Regions from separate parts of the Homo sapiens genome. Here region 2 is linked to region 1. Evidence: chromatin loops called from intact Hi-C (ENCODE). Cell type or tissue: endothelial cell of umbilical vein. All regions are shown on one strand. Links, peaks and the distances in the headings refer to the core of each region. The heading gives the core; the rest is flanking DNA.

Region 1 (8,395 bases), core at 102-8,101:
TTGAGAAAGAAAGTAATTGAACACATTTTTAAAATAACAATGACTTGAAAATTCTGCAATCTGATGAAATAAGAGATTCGTAGAAGCCATGGGAAATTTCAGGAGGTGAGGAGGGAACATAGCTGTCTGTTAAGAACATCTTAGAGGCAAAGATGAGAAATTACTACCTTGGCAGTGGTTGAAACAGACACATTTGAGGAAGCAGTTTTGATTTTTAAAAATCAGCTGAAATATAGCCATGAGAATCAGAACCTGTGCCACATTCAGCGAGGCAGTACTGTGAGGCATTCTAAGTTCTGGGAGTTGTTAGAAAATGTTGTTCTGTTTGCGACATTGTGATAGCTGTGGGATATCTAGCCCTATTCACTGCATATTTCACAGTCTATTTCACATTTACTACATTTTCACTAACAAAGTTTCACCAACTGTGTTTCCATAAAACGTTTTTAAAAGACTTGAAAGTTTCTTATCACTGAGAGCATCTTTTTTTCAGTAAGATTATTTCTAATGATGCAGGACGAAAAATATGCTGAGTTAACATTTAAGAGTTGACTAGAATAGTCATCTGTGGAATTTCCAAAAAAATATTTAGTCAGAGCAGTGCATTTTGGTGCATTTTATTTCTATTATGCATATAAAAGAATAATTATAATTTTAGCATTTCTAAACATCTTCATAGTCATTATGTAATTTGACCCTTTCTAAGGAAAACACTAATTGTAGTTATTTGTTACGCACATTCTCTGTTCTGAGCTGAAAACGAGGTTGGCATAGTGTCATGGGCAATAATTAATAGGTAAGTATGGGGGATACCTGTTGTGTCTTTTAGAGATTTAATATCACTTTTTTAAAAACAACATTGCATTGTAAAATTAATATTTTATAATTATTATGTACTTTTATATATCATATAAAATTTTATTTCTGCTTTAAATATAGATGGGATCATTTGATCAGTTGTGAAGCACTGAGAAAAATATAAACATAAAATGTTTTACAAGAAAATGGAGAAAGGAGACACAATTTTATTTTGCTTAAGAAGAATGAGTCAGACAAATTGGAAACCTTGACATTGCACAAAGTAGGTAGCATCATAAGAATCAACTGAATTGAGAAGCAGAACAATTTACTATGAAATATAACACAGGCTCTCTTGTGCGCTCACTTTCTCTCTCTTTCTTTTCAAATTTTCTTTTTTTCTTTACATAAGTTTTTAAGGAAGTTCTTTCCTAGCTCTATACTGGGACTGTTTTGCTAGTCATTTAATATTTAAAAACAACTTAAGTCCAAGAAATTAGAAATAGTGATGGCTTTAAATGCAAGTATCTGTAAATCTTACAAAGTACATGTGGATGCAGCAGGCACAAACCAAAGAAGCTATGGATTTGTTTGTACTTATACGCATGATTGTAAATGTGTTGCAGGAAGTAACAAAACATTCTTTTTTAAATTATATACCCCATTTAACAGCCTCGATCTTGCTTTGATTATGAAATATCTTAACTCCCTGGGTAATACAGGGATGAAATCTTACCTGCAGCGTTCCCACATTAGCAAATAGACCACCTGGAAAGTGGACTCAGTTTGTGTTAAGGTCAGTAGAGGAGCCAAGCCAATAACCATGCTGACATTCCAGGGGACAGAGCAGGGAGGGGAGTTAGACCACGGGAAAGGGGCTGGTTAAGAAATGTGAAAATATTGAATTAACTCTTGGATTTTATTCTTCTCTGATAAGTTTAACAAGAAAAGCAAGTTTTAGAATGTAACCAACTCAACTTGATAGAGAAATCCTAGAACTTGGTAAAAATCTCATTGGGAACATGTTGCACAGAAAAGTAATGTGAAAATCTAAGACAAAGGCTATGTGTGAGAGGGAGTCAGAGAGAAGGGAAAAGAGTACAGCACACTGGTAGATACATAATTCTTGTCACATTCTGGTACTTAGGTCTGGGTGGTGTACCTTTGGATATTCATTTTATTAGTGTACTTCATAATTCACATATCAGTGATATGCATGTGTAGACACACAAATTCTTTTGCTTGTGACAATTATTGCATTTTAAAAGATAATGTGAAAAAAAACCAAAGTCAATTATCACTTGGAGAGAGTATCATATATGTTCCCTAAAGATCTAATAACTTAACTTATTTCTAGGGGAAAAAAGATCAAACTTGCCACAATTGTTAATATTTTATTGTTTCTATTAATAACAAAGTTCTGTGTTGTGTTTTTGCTTTTTGCCTTTTTCATTCATATTTATTCTGCATTCTTACTAGCTTTGAATAGCTATTTGCATCTTGCTGCTTTCTTCCATCACTCCTCACCTCAGTCCACTAAGCCCTTTGCTCTTTTTTCCTGGCCTGCAGAACTGTATGGTCTTCCCTGCCTTTGTAAACACTGCTTTATAAACACTACTGTCTGTCCTTGTTGCTAAACGGAGAACACAACTTACATCCTGTCTTTCCCTCCCTCCCCATCAATGTACCTTCTTTGTGGTTCTCTAAGTCTTTGTCTCTGTAATGCTCCATCCTGTTCTTTTTTCACTTATTCTCTAAATGACCATAGAGCACATTTTGACCTTTTTTATGTTTTCCTTCTGCACAGATAAGTTGTTTTGCCTTCGGTCTTGAGAGAATGAAAGCTCATGGGCTGTCTCTACCCTGGCCTGGAAGTCAGATACTTTTCTTTCTTTTTTGTCTACATATTATTGATTGTCAATGGTTGCTTTTCAATTTGTTCTATATTCCTTTTTGCCTCTGCCACCAGCATTCTCCAGGACTGTTCCTTAAACTGTGCTAAATATTGTGTACATCCTCTTGTTAAAAGTCAGCCTATCTATACCCTTCCTTTCTCTCTCTCATACACATATTATCCTAGAGTGTCCAAATGATAGGAAAGTCCTTTCAGGTATTATTTGTTGCACTTACATGTGTCTTCTTTGAAGATTGTGTCTGCCCTGCAACTGGAATGGTCAGATGACTCATGAGGATTTCTCTGAGCCTGGGACATGCTTTTGTAGTCTACAAAGGTGGACCATGTGGCTTTTTATCTTCATTGGGAGATACAATAGAATGCATATATCTTAAACACGAGCACAGATGCTTTTTCAATGTTTTCAAATGTACTAAACAACTAGGAGATCTCAGAAGGTGTCAAGTAACCACTTGCTCTTTAATGAAAATGAATACTTAACACGATGGCAGTGTGAAAATGCCTTTATCACCTACTAAAAATCTCTTCATCTGCTTGATCTGTGAACTATACCTGAGAAGGATTTCTGTTATCATCTTCAGGAAGACAGTCTTATTTTCTGTGTCCTTGCCTGAATAAGTCGGTTATTGTCATAAAACACTGTTCCCACGACTTCAGTGGGATGGGGATATATCCCCCACCCCTCATTGAAGGAATCTCCAAGTCATGGGGCAAAGGGCAAGAATATGGGAAGGAATGAAGGATTGGAAACAAACATGCAATTATTTTACTGTTATTGTCTTCAATCCAAGTAGGGCTTAACACTAATTATTTCAGACATGAAATTCTATATTCTTACTTAAATATTTCCCAGAAAGGTACTTATAATATTTTCTTTATTTTGAGAAAAATCTTTAAGAAAGGGGTTAATTAAAGTTTATGTTTACAGGAAACACAGTAGTTAGCAGGAAATGTCGGTTAACCAAGTAATTAATGGCTACCTGTGGTATACAAGCCACTGGGTAGGATCTATAGGAAATGCCGAGTATAAGATAAGGTCTCCATCCATAGGAAACAGCCACCTGTTACAGGACATCCAGCAGGTGCGGATGAAATTTCACATGAGTATAGTAAGTCACCCCTAGCTGTAGCCAAAGCTGCAGAGCAGATGCCCAAATGTCACAGCGTGTACTTTTGTTAGACAAAAAGGCTCCCACCAAAAGGCTTTTGAATATTTTGTAAAGGATTTAGAGATCAGCTCTGAAAAATTAGTCCACTCCAGGAATGGAGAACTCTGATACTCTCATTTTACCTCACAATTGCCTTCACTGGGAATAAAGAGGACCCTCCTATAACCCTTAAACAGGTCCTAGACAGGTTAATAAACAATGCCCTCATGATCAGAGTTAAAATCATTTATAAACTTCTCTGTTGGACTAGCTTGAGATTTGGGATGGTGATTTCTATTTCTTGCCTTATGTGAGGTTTAGTTTCTAGAGTCTGACAAACATAGAATGTTGGGATTGCTGTTGTCTAACTAGCAGTGAAAAAAAAAAAACAAAATTCAACTATATATCTAAGTTTTTTAGAGAATGGCAGCAGCACTAAAATCTAGGATTTTTTAGACCAACTAGACTACACTGGAATACTATTGGAATCAAACAAATGTACTTTTCTAAGTAGCCGTAAATTATACCTAAATTAGAGCTTTAAATAGTACTTTTTTAAGGCCTAGAAATAATTAAAATTGTTAGGGATAGTTGCTACTCTCTTTTCTTTCCTTGAAGAGCTACATCTTTCGTGAGTCCCAATTTTGTTTATGAACAGAGACCTCACTGGAGAAAAGAAAACCTCAGCAAGTGGAGAAAACATATTAATCAGAAGTTACTTTAAGTTAATTTTTAAAGAGAGAATGAAACCTTTCAATTTGTTTTATTGTATTAAGGAAAGAAAAACACCCAAACATAATAGTCAATTCCCTAACCAATAATAAAACAAATTTATGGACCTGCATACAGTTCTAAGATAGACATTCAATACATACTTGATGAATTAATAAGAAAAACTTGACCATTAGTAGAGAAGAGGAAATGATATATAAGCAATGAGTAATGAAATAGATTAGTAAATCTGATATAACTTGATCTTATTCACTCAGGCCTGCATTCTTCATTTTTAGGGTATGTAGCAATTCCTCACAATGTTTTAGAAACCATTGTGTTAAAACTGGAAGGTTATTAGAGATTACAACTCATACACTTTAAGGGATGGAACGCTTGATTAATGTTCTTTTATGTGAATTTCAAAGTTCTTAGCTGTGTTACTGCAGACTATAAATGACTAATGTCTCTGGATTTTAGAACCCTAAGAAAGCTGGAAATAATTTCATCTAAACTTCTCCTTTTTTAGATGCAAAGTCAAAGCCTAGAAAGGCTTGAGTTTCACAAGTTACATTTCTAGCTGGTTACACACTAGGGCTTAGTGCAGTATTCTTCCTGCAGGAAAATATCAAAACCTATGTTTGACCACTGTTATATCTGCCTTCTCTTGCTCCATATGCTGTCTACAAAATTCATTCATGTTGACATGTGTGTCAGTGGTTTCTTTTAATTGCTCAGTAATATTCTATTGTATAAATACACCATGACCTATTCATCCATTTTCCTTCTGATATGAATTTGAATTATCACCAGCCTTTGGCTGTTGTGAATATAGCTTTTATGAACACTCATATTCAAATATTTCTATGGGAATATGTTGGTATTTTTCCTGGCCAAATATCTAGGGGTGGAATTTCTGGGTCAATTGCTGGATAAGTGTATCCTGATACTTAAAAGAATTTGCTAACAGTTCCCAAAATAGCAAAGCAATGACTATAAAGTTTTCAAAGAATGAGTGTAAACTGAGATTTACGTACCCAGCCACAAAATACAGATCATGTATAAAATCCGAAGACAAACTTTTAAAAACATGCAATGAATATACATTTCCTCAGTTCCTTAAAAAGTGGAAGAGAACAAGCTTTAGCTTTCCAAGGTAAAAGGCATGGGTGTGATCATTAAATCCATTTAACTTTAGGATTTGAAATAAAAATAGTAATTTTTTATTGTAGACCAGAATGTAAATGTCTTCATCCCCCACCATATAGAAATGATTATAATCATAATTTTTGGCAAAGAAGGGAGCGGTAAGGGCAGATTTTGTAAACAGGCTGATCTCTCGTAGCCAAGGGATCCAAAGACATTTAAAATGGAAAAGCAAGAAATAAAGCTGTGAAATGTAAAGATAAACACTAAAAAAGCATAATTAACTTAAATTTAGGTAGTAGAGGCGAAGGAGTGAGGAGGGTTAAAATGGACATGTCTTAAATTCACCTCTAGCTCATAATAGGGAGTCAGTATACGTACTTTAAAAAAGAGAGGATTCAGTTTATTGGACAAAGTTAATCATTAGGAAAAAATACACACTAAAATATTTTTGACATAACAAAAACAGAAGTCATAACATAAAATATGGTGATGGAACTAAAAGCAAACATTTCTGTCATGTCAATAAAGGTCTGAATTTTCCTATGAAAAGAAACAGACTCCTATTGAGCCACAAAGCCAATTCTAACTACACACTGTCGTCAAGAGAAACACACTTAGAACAAAACACCTATACCCAGAGAGAACCATACTCAGTAATGAGGTGCCAAATGAATTCAGTTTATTTCCCATACCTTCCCAATCTGAATGAAGTGAGGGAAGGGGCAAAGCTAGACTATAATTAGCTGGGTAGAGGAGACTTAATGAGCTGTACTCTGTAAGTAAATCTACTGATGCTTGTGTTCTATTTGTTTTCTGCTAAAGATCTTTTTGGAAATTTAGACCTCCCTTTTGCTGACAATAGGGCCAGCCTGTCTGTGTGCCAAGCCCTGTCTGCCCTGCATTCTCCCTCCCCAGGCCTCTGAGCTGCCTCTAGATTAAAGAGACACAGGATGCTTATGGCTGACTGAGAAAAATAAGACTAGTGGTGATCTGATACAACAACAGTCAATTTCCCCCTTCTCCAGAGCAGCAGCTGTGCTCCATTTGTCTTAGCCCTTTCCCAGGGGGCTGCCTGTGTTCTTGTTTATAAGAGGAGGGTTGGGCAGGGTGAGTGGAGTAGACTAGAAACAGAAGTGGTTCAACTTGGCCTTTCATGGAAGGGCATGATTAAAAGAACAGTTGCATGAATATGAATAAAATATATGGCGTTTAATTTGTCTGATTGCATCTTTCATTAAACACATGATAAGCTCCAGCAGAAAGTTCTACCTCCAGGGCAGTATTACTGATATGACTCTGCATTTATCTTAGTATTACTATGGGGAACACTTATGTTTTACAGCCTCATGGTGGTTAGATTTATTCTCAGCTACTGATATTAGAAGAGTGATGACACATTCAGTGGTATTCAAGGACACTGCAAGCAGGAAGGGGTGCTTTACTGCAAACACATTTTAGATATTTGGATTATCCTTGAAATGCAGAGCATAAGGCAATAAAATGCAAAACACTCATCCCTCCTCTGCGCTCATTTTAAATATTCCATGGCCAGGAAAAGAGCCGCACAAGATTCAGTGTGGAGTCTCTACTTTCCCAAGGTGAACATTTTTTCTAAGGAGACTTATGGGCTTTGAAAAGAATGAACCATCTGAAATAAAAAATGCCCTAGGGAAATAATGAAGAATGAATGTTAAAATAAAAATGGTCTCAGTTTCTTCCTCCTATTGCATAGAGATAGAATTCTATGAGACTTGGTGTCTGCACATTATAAATTATTACACAAAGACACATGCATATGCACATGCAGATTAGAATTATTTTTTTCAGATTCCTGGTCTGTCTCATCTCCTAACACAGACATATATGTGAAATCAAGTAACCATTTAATTTTTAAAATTCAAGAATTACCTATTACTTTTGTGGATGGCAATAATTAAATTTTCGCAGAATTCTTGCCATCCACTTTTCTGAGTTTCACTTTTATCTCCTTCCTGTTCTATTAACAGAGTATGCTTTAAAAATTTACATGTGTGGAATAACGTCAGGGAACAACAGAATGAAAATTTATGAATCTCTCCCAACCCTCTTGAGGGAGCTATGACTACCTTTCAGATAGACTACATTTCAGGACCAGATCTCAGGCAAACACTGAACTTCACTCTGCTGACAATTCGAAATCTTATTGTGGGTGACTTATGGCCCAGGATCTTATTATATTCAGAAGATGTCACAGGCAAGAGTGTCAGTCCTGCTACAGGCAGATTATCTGCCAGGTACCAATCCCTACAGAAGGCCAATCCCATGACCCTGAGGCCCATCGGAAGCAAGATTCATTGTAGGTGTTGAGTAATGGGCAAATTGGCACCCTTTCTTGATAGTGGCTAGGGCAGGCTCCTAAGCTATAGGACACTTGCCTTAATTCCACTGCCTGCTGGGGCCCAAGGAAGCCCACAGATCAAGAATGGTCTCTTTCCTATTTACTCTGGCCTAATTCTCATGTCTTCTGTTCACATTCTTTTTTTTTTTTTGAGACAGAATCTCTCTCTGTTGCCCAGGCTGGAGTGCAGTAGCACAATTTCGGCTTGCCACAACCTCCACCACCTGGGTTCAAGAGATTCTCATGCCTCAGTCTCCCGAGTAGCTGGGACTACAGGCGTGTGCCACCGCACTCGGC
Region 2 (8,395 bases), core at 231-8,230, 93 kb before region 1:
CAATGAGCATCTCACACCAGTCAGAATGGTTATTATTACAAGTCAAAAAATAACAGATGCTGGCAAGGTTGAAGAGAAAAGGGAACACTTACACACTCCTGGTGGGAATGTAAATTAGTTCATCCACTGTGGAAAGCAGTTTGGAGATTTCTCAAAGAACTTACAACTACCATTCAATCCAGCAATCCCATTACTGGGTGTATACCCAAAGGAATATAAATCATTCTACCACAAAGACACATGCACACATATGTTATTGCAGCACTATTCACAATAGCAAAGATATGGAATCAACCTAAATTCCCATCAATGGTAGACTGAATAAAGAAAACATGGTATATATACACCATGGAATGCTATGCAGTCATTAAAAATATGAGATCATGTCCTTCACAGCAACATGAATGAAGCTGGAGGCTGTTATCCTAAGCAAACTAACACAGGAACAGAAAATGAAATAGTGCACGTTCTCACTTATAAGTGGGAGCTAAACATTGTGTACACATGGACACAAAGAAGAGGGTAATCAACACTGGGGCCTACTTCAGGGTGAAGGGAGGGAGGAGGGTAAGGATTGAAAAACTATGAATTGCGTACTATGCTTATTACCTTGATGATGAAACAATCTATACATCAAACCGCTGCAAAATGCAATTTACCTGTATAACAAACCTGCACATGTACCCCTGAACCTAAAATAAAATTAATTTAAAAAAGACAAGATTGTCAGTGTGGATCAGAAAACAAGACCCAACTCTATGTTGTTTACGAGAAATCCACTTTAAATATAAAGACATATATGGATTAAAAGTAAATGAATAAAGAGATGTCATACTAACACTAATCAAAAGAAGAAAACAGGAGTAGTTATATTAATTTCAGACAGAGAAGACTTATGAGCAAGGAAATTATCAGAGATAAAAAAGGGCATTACATAATAATAAGTGGTCAGTTTTCCAAGAAGACAACACTCCTTAAAGTGTATATACCTAACAACAGACTGTCAAAATATGTGAGGCAAAAACTGATAGAATTGCAGGGAAAAATAGATGAATGCACTCTTATAGTTGGAAATTTTAACACTCCTCTATCAGAAATGGACAGACCCAGGAGTCAGAAAAATCCCTAAGGACATAGTTGAAATCAACAGCATCATGAATCTGCTGGACATCTATAAACTCCTTAATATATCAACAGCAGAATACACATTCTTCTCAAGCTTACATGGAACATCCACCAAGATAGTCCATATTCTGGGTCATGAAACATACCTTAAGAAATTTAAAAGAATAGAAATTATATAATGTATTATCTCAGGCTACAGTAAAATATATACTAGAAATCAATAACAGAAAGATAAGGAAAATTGCAAAGTATTTGGAGGGTAAACAAAACACTCCTAAATAACACATAGACCAAAGAAGAATAGAAATTTAAAAATACTTTTAACTAAATTGAAATGAAAATACAATTTATCAAAATTTGTGGGATGTAGCATTGAGTGCAGATATTACAAAAGGAGAAGAATCTAGAGATAATAATATAAGCCTCTGCCTTAGGAAGCGAGAAAGAACAAATTACACCAATGTAAACAGAAGAAAATATGTGATTAAAAAATAGAGCAGAAATCAATGAAATTGAAAACAGTAAATCAATCGACCAAATCAACAAAACTAAAAGCTGGCTTTGGGAAAGATATACGAAATGAATAAGCCCCTAACCAAGCTAAGAAAAAGAGAGGCTGTGTTATGTTAACTTTCATATCTAAGTGTATGATACATTTCAAAGCAATTTAGTATATATGCTAAGGTAGGGTTCAAGGTTAGTTTTCTCTATACAGATATTCCAGTTTATTCAGTATACTTACTGAAAAGACTATCATTTCCTCCACTGAATTTCGCTGTTGTCTTTGTCATAAATCAAAAGGTTCTATATGTTTGGATCTGTTTCTGGACTCTACTCTGTTCCATGGACCCATTTGTCTATTGTTGCACCTACATTCTGTCCTGGTTACTGTAGCTTTATGGCACCTGGCACAATATCTGGTACTATAAGTATCCAACTTTGTTATTCCTTAAGATTATTATAGTTATTCTACTTCATTTGTATTATATATTTTAGAATCAGCTAGCCAGGTTTTACAAAAACAGCTTCTTATAAATTTATTAATTAAAATATTAATAAACTAAAAAAAAATTAAAAATTTATTAAGCAGATGATTTTCTATGAGACAAGGGACAGAATGTTTCAGGTGTGAAAGTAATCATTTACATATTTTGTCATTCACTCTGCAAGCATTATTGAACAGCAATGATTGATGCAAGAATAGTTGAAGGAATTACTTTTCCCAGCCCCTAGCAAGAGAGAAAAATAAAACAAAAATTCTATTGTTCAGGATCTGATATAGTAATTTGACTTGTATCTTTTTAGTAAGTAGAGGAAATACAGCCCAGTCCTTTTTCAATTGTACAACAATTTTACACTTGCAAGATAAAATAGCACTGGACTTTTATTTTGCCTAATGGGACCTCAATCTCTAGGTTAAACTTCAAAAGCACCAATTTCAAAATGTCTAAGACATATTGAAGTATAATTTCATGCTTTAGTAATGTTCAAAAATTTCTAACTTGTCTTAACCCAATATTTTTTATAATAAAACAAAAATAAACCATTTACTTAAAATTTTCAATAATTCTAATATTTTGACCCTGAAATCATGTTGAAAATAGTTCCCAAGGCTAGAAAAGGAAATTTTATTTTAAAAAATTATCTTCGTTGACCCTCTTTTGACCAAGAGTTGTCGATTTGGGGGAAGGATAGGAGACAAATATGTTTCTGAACCACGTAAGACCGATGAGCTCCCCAGCGTGTTTCTTTCTGCATTCTGCATCTTCTCCATCCTTCTATGCATTTAATTTTGTGTTTCATCTGTTGCCTCATAGCCCTTCCTGCTGCTTCTCTTACTAGAATACTTTCTGCCACACATGGAGGAAATATTTTCCCTTAAGAACCTACCCTTCCTGGGTGCCGTGGCTCATGCCTGTAATCACAGCACTTTGGGGGGCCAAGGCCAGCAGATTGCTTGAGCCCAAGAGTTAGAGACCAGCCTAGGCAACATAGTGAGAACCCATCTCTAACAAGAAAAAGGTACGCCAGGCATGGTGGGGTCTCTGCCTGTAGTCCCAGCTACTCAGAAGGCTGAGGTGGGAGGACGGCTTGAGCCCAGGAAGCCAAGGTTGCATTCCACTTCATGCCAGCCTGGATGACAGAGAGAAACCCTGGATGACAGAGCAAAACCCTTCACACTAGCCTGGGTGACAAAGCAAAACAAACAAACAAACAAACAAACAAACAAACAAACAAAAAAACCCCCTACACTCTCTCCCACCCCACAGAGCCAAGAACTTAGGAAGCCAGTGTCATTGTGTGGGCGGGCTAAGCAATGTGGTTGTCAACAGCGAGAAGTTATGAACTCTTACCAGTATCACAGCAGTATCACAGTCCTATTTATCTAATCTCTGCTTTGTGAGAATGTGGAGGAGGTTGCTGAGGAAATGAGAGGCAGAGTTGGGAATGAGGGAGAGCTGAGGATGGGGAGGAAGAAAGAAAAAGAACAGTGCCCTGCTATCCTGGGCTTAGCTGCATGGCATCTTGAAGTGTGTCTAGCCTGGTTAAAATGCAAGAAATATACTTTTTGAAACCTAGCAGCAAAATAAATAGTGCTGTTTCTCTTAATGTGAAGTGTTAGTGATGTAGAAAAATTATAATTCTCAAAGCCTTCAGACGATAAAATGCAAAAGTCATTCAGTGATCCAAAGACCACACAGCATTAGCAAGTAACCAGATACCTAGTCTTGAAGAATAATAAAGCATCGTAAAATGGCTTGATAAATCAAGTTCTCAAGTTGCTGTGTTTTTCAAAATCCTTAATTGGGTATTAAAACTCAGTTTTACTTTCCTTGAATTGACGCTGAATTTTATCTTCAGGAAATAACCTGGAAGACCATTCTTCTTCATTTCCTCCTTTGAATAGATCAAGTTTCAAATCAGGGAAATGAAAAGAGAAGAAAAAAATGATGTATGAAGTCAAATGGAAGACTGAACTAAAAATAACTCTTCTAAAATACAAAACAATATGCTAAAATCAGCTAGAATGGGCTGAAAAATTAGACAAGGAGCAAAATCAAAGCACGAGTTTCATTGTTATGTTCTTTAAGAATGCAAAGTGCTTCTCAAGCACTGGGTATGAAAATGGGCAGATCTTAGTGCTCTCTAGTTAGAACTCTAAGAATAATGCCTTTTAATAATAATGCCTTGTCATAATATTGCTATACCACAGTATGGTTTTCCCATTTCCCTTAGACATTAAATATAAGGCTCATTTTGGTATACAGTTGGGAATATTATTAAGGCAAAAATGTTAGAAGCAAGTGTTAAACATTTGAACTCAGAAACTGCCTACTGCATGTCAAACATCAGTTTGGGTTACCTCCTTTACAAACAAGGCTGTTTCATGAACACTGAATAAGACAGCAAAGCAAATAGGATAAGGAGAAGAAATGAGGATTTCTTACACATAACAAAAGGGCACATTGCTGAATAAATTAAATGGAACTAAAAAAAGATAAAGATATCAGTGTTTTTAAAGCATAATGCTAAAAGGCATAAGTAAACAGAACAGAGTAATGCTGATTCGATGGGAATTTACATTCCTTACACTAGCTTGTCATTTATATTCAATTTAAAAATGGGTCATCATGTCAGAGCCTGCAATTTATGCCATTAAGGATATTTGAGTACTGACAAAAAAACACTCCTTTTCTCAGGAACTGAGGTCATCTTATACTTTAAAAGGTGTATCATAGTTGTTGTTTTTAAAATGATATATTACAAATGATTTGCCGTTTTAAATAAAAATTGAGGGAATACAATTATTACCAAGTTCTCCCTAACAACTAGTGCTTTAGGACTGCTCAACTAATAGGAAAGAAAAACAAAAACATCACTAGTGGCACTTCACAGAAAGAAAATATAGACATTTTTGTTTTTTAATTCAAATTGCTCTCAAAACCATAACTGCTTCAATGCAAGAATACCTTCTTTTTTTTTTTTTTTTTTTTGCCTCAGTTGCTATCAGATAACCTTTCAGTATTTGGTGCAATGTCTACTTTAGGTAAATGCCTTTTTTTCCCTCCCACACAGGATGTGAGATTCAACTGTTCTCCTTAGTGTGTTCTCTCTGCAATTCCAGACCCCATGAAATAAATCTCTGAAGCTTGCTTGTCTCCCAAACACTGTGTAAACCCACTGAAAACTTAAGTAATGGAGTAAACAGCTTTCTGTGGCTTCCTGCTTTTACTGCTTCAGTATTCAAAATCTTTCCTTTGCCAAGATAAATAACACTAACACAATCATAAATGGAGAAAATTTCATGAACATATTAAAATAATCTCATGTATTATAAATGTTTTATTTCTAAATTCAGCTCAATTTCCCTGATGCTAATTATCCCCGGAATATTTCCGAATTTGTTTTTTAATTCACTTTTTGGAGCAATGGACTATAACTATATTCTAATTGCTTAGAATATTCTGCTTATATATCTCTGATTGTGTGTTTCTAGTTCTTTCAACCTTGATGGTTGTGGTCTTTTTATAATCAGTGCAGTAGAAGGAGACAAAAAATATCTGGACTCTGTATGTACAGAATTTGAAGTACAATTGTTTTTCATAAGAAAGCTTTATAGGTTTTTTGGACCTACTCCACATAAAGAAAATGGGGTTCACGGAAATTTTATTATTTTTCACATGCTTTTAGCAGTATGTGAGTAAATGGTGTTCAGTACCACAAATGTCTTCGAGGAAAGCCTTTACTGAGGATTTCATTTTTTCATCCATTGGCAGATAGTCTACCTCCCTTGGATTTCAACCATTTCACAAATATTTATGGAAAGTTACCAATTTTTCAGTTATTGTTTCAGCTTGTGGGACCATGAGCAAATTAAACAATAATCCAATCCTCAGGGAGCTTACATTCTAGAAGGAGAGATAGATGATAAACAACTAATATGCTACACAGTATCAGCAATGATGAATGCTGGGAAAAAAAAAACAAAATAGGATAAGGAGCTAGATAATGACTACAAAAGGGCTATTTTAGATGGAGTGGTGAAAAAAGGCTTTTTTTTTTTTTTTTTTTAGATACAGGGAGCATATGTACAGGTTTGTTACATGGGTATATTGCACTCAGGTAGTGAGCATAATCCTCAATATGTAGTTTTCAACCCAGGACCCCCTCACTTTCTCCCCCTTCTAGCAGTCTCCAGGGTCTATTCTTCCCATCTTTGTATTGATGGGTGCTCAATGTTTAGTTCCCACTTGATTTTTTTTTTTTTTTGAGGCAGAGTCTCACTATGTCACCCAGGGTGGAGTGCAGTGGCACAATCTCAGCTCACTGCAACCTCCACCTCCTGGGTTCCAGCCATTCTCATGCCTCAGCCTCCCAAGTAGCTAGGATTACAGGCACCCACCACCTAGCCTGGATAATTTTTGTATTTTTTTTTTTTTAAGTAGAGAGAGGGTTTTACCATGTTGGACAGACTGGTCTTCAACTCCTGACCTCAAGCAATCTGCCTGCCTCACCACTTATAATTAATAAGGATTATGATCTCTAGGTCCATCCATGTTGCTGCAAAAGACATGATTTCATTCCTTTTTATGGTTGCGGAGTATATCATGTTGTATATATACCACATTTTTTCATCCAATTCACCACTTATTCCACGTCTGACTCCATGTCTTTGTTATAGTGAATAGCACAGCAATTAACATGAGTGCATGTGTCTTTTTGGTAGAATGATTTATTTTCCTTTGTCTATATACCCAATAATGGGATTGCTGGGTCAAATTGTAGCTCTGAGTTTTTTGAGAAACCTCCAAACTGCTTTCAAAAGTGGCTGAACTAAATTACATTTCCACCAACACTGTATAAGAATTCCTTTTTCTCCACAACTTGGCCAGTATCTGTTATTTTCTGACTTATATAATTTGGTTATCTCATTGTGGCTTTGATTTGCATTCTCTGATGATTAGTGATGATGAGTATTTTTTCATGTTTTTTTGACTGCTTGTATGTCTTCTTTTGACATATCTATTCATGTCCTTAGCCCCCATTTTTAAATGGGGTTGTTTTGTGCTTGTTGATTTAAGTTACTTATAGATTCTGGATATTAGACTTCTCAGATGCCTAGTTTTTTTACTATTTTATGTCATTCTGTGTATTTATGTCTATTTGGCTTCCTGAAGAAGGTGGCATTTGTGCAGTGAGGCCAGTTTATACTTCAATTGATCTGTGGCTCCTTCTGGAATGACTCACTAAATCCTACAGCTCTTATTTGTTAGCTGATGTTCTTGAGCCCTGCTAATGGCCCCTGCACCCTGTAGTTTCAACTGAATAGTGAACATAAACCCTCTATCTTTGCAAGAGTCTATCAGACTGCTTACTAAAAAGGCTTTCTATTACTGAGAAACCCTATCAGGTTTGCCGCACTACAGGTGAATTGAGAAAGCAACATTAGGTTCCATAATAATGATTAATATAAGATTATATGATGATTATGACAGTGATATATAATAAAAGTCACCCTTAAAATAAAGTTTTAAAATCTATGTGTACAATTTGTTCTTGTTTTAGTTATTTTAATGGGCCCTAAAGCTCTACATATTTTCTTGTTATTGTTTCTATAAAAGTAAATATTGATTTCCTCAGAGTTTGTAACATGTTGGTTATTACAAAACAAAGTAGACCATTGCTCATTGCCTGTGATAGATGTAGTAGAAAATGTTAAAGTTGAGTCATTTTAGTACAACCTTATTGCTTTTTAATAAATTTATCTTTCTTTACTGGTTCCTTTGAAAGTACCATTTAGATTGCAGGTATTCTTGTATAGGGTAATGACAGTTTTGGCTGCAAGGATAAACTTCTGGGAGTCATCTAGATGTCAATTGTTCTCATATTTATGAATTTCCTCCAAAGACTTCAGTGAGGTAGTGAAGAAAATCTTAGTTTACAAAGAGGTGAGAGGACAAAAGATAAATATATGGCAAACATGGTGACAATATTTTTGTCTTTTACCTCTCATAATGATGGTATTCAAATTACATTTACTTGATTATTTATTACCTTGACTTTATTTTCTGAGCATGATGGTTGATTCCTCATATTGAATTTTAGTTTTACCTTTTTGCATGACTGTTTATAATATTTAAATAAACTCAACTAATCAATAAAAGCTTTTTCCCTTTAATTATGGTGATTACTTTGAAGAATCAAGTTGTCTCTTTTATAGAAATAGTAATATTAAACCAAATTTGATTATCTATTCTTTGTTATTTTA

The links. A loop is a pair of places that touch in the nucleus more often than their neighbours do. Peaks named below come from ENCODE experiments on the same cell type or tissue, not always from the same donor. Only the 100,000 strongest peaks of a DNase experiment are listed, where the experiment ranks them.
Region 2: a loop joins it to region 1, with 4 times the contacts of the local background. A loop is called at or near these places in 2 of 110 quality-filtered maps.

Annotation. Positions count from the first base shown.
Region 1 is chr14:38,399,322-38,407,716 of GRCh38, forward strand. No RefSeq gene overlaps it. Among named protein-coding and RNA genes, the nearest start is that of CLEC14A, 150 kb to the left of the region's middle. In endothelial cell of umbilical vein, for the core only: no CTCF peak of the experiment used is centred there; DNase peaks (open chromatin) are centred at 4,920 and 6,680; H3K27ac peaks cover 4,002 bases.
Region 2 is chr14:38,306,585-38,314,979 of GRCh38, forward strand. It overlaps LOC112268136 (a long non-coding RNA gene), which reads left to right. Exons shown (of 5, transcript NR_169588.1): 5 at 5,203-5,346. Among named protein-coding and RNA genes, the nearest start is that of CLEC14A, 55 kb to the left of the region's middle. In endothelial cell of umbilical vein, for the core only: no CTCF peak of the experiment used is centred there; DNase peaks (open chromatin) are centred at 4,047 and 5,217; H3K27ac peaks cover 3,195 bases.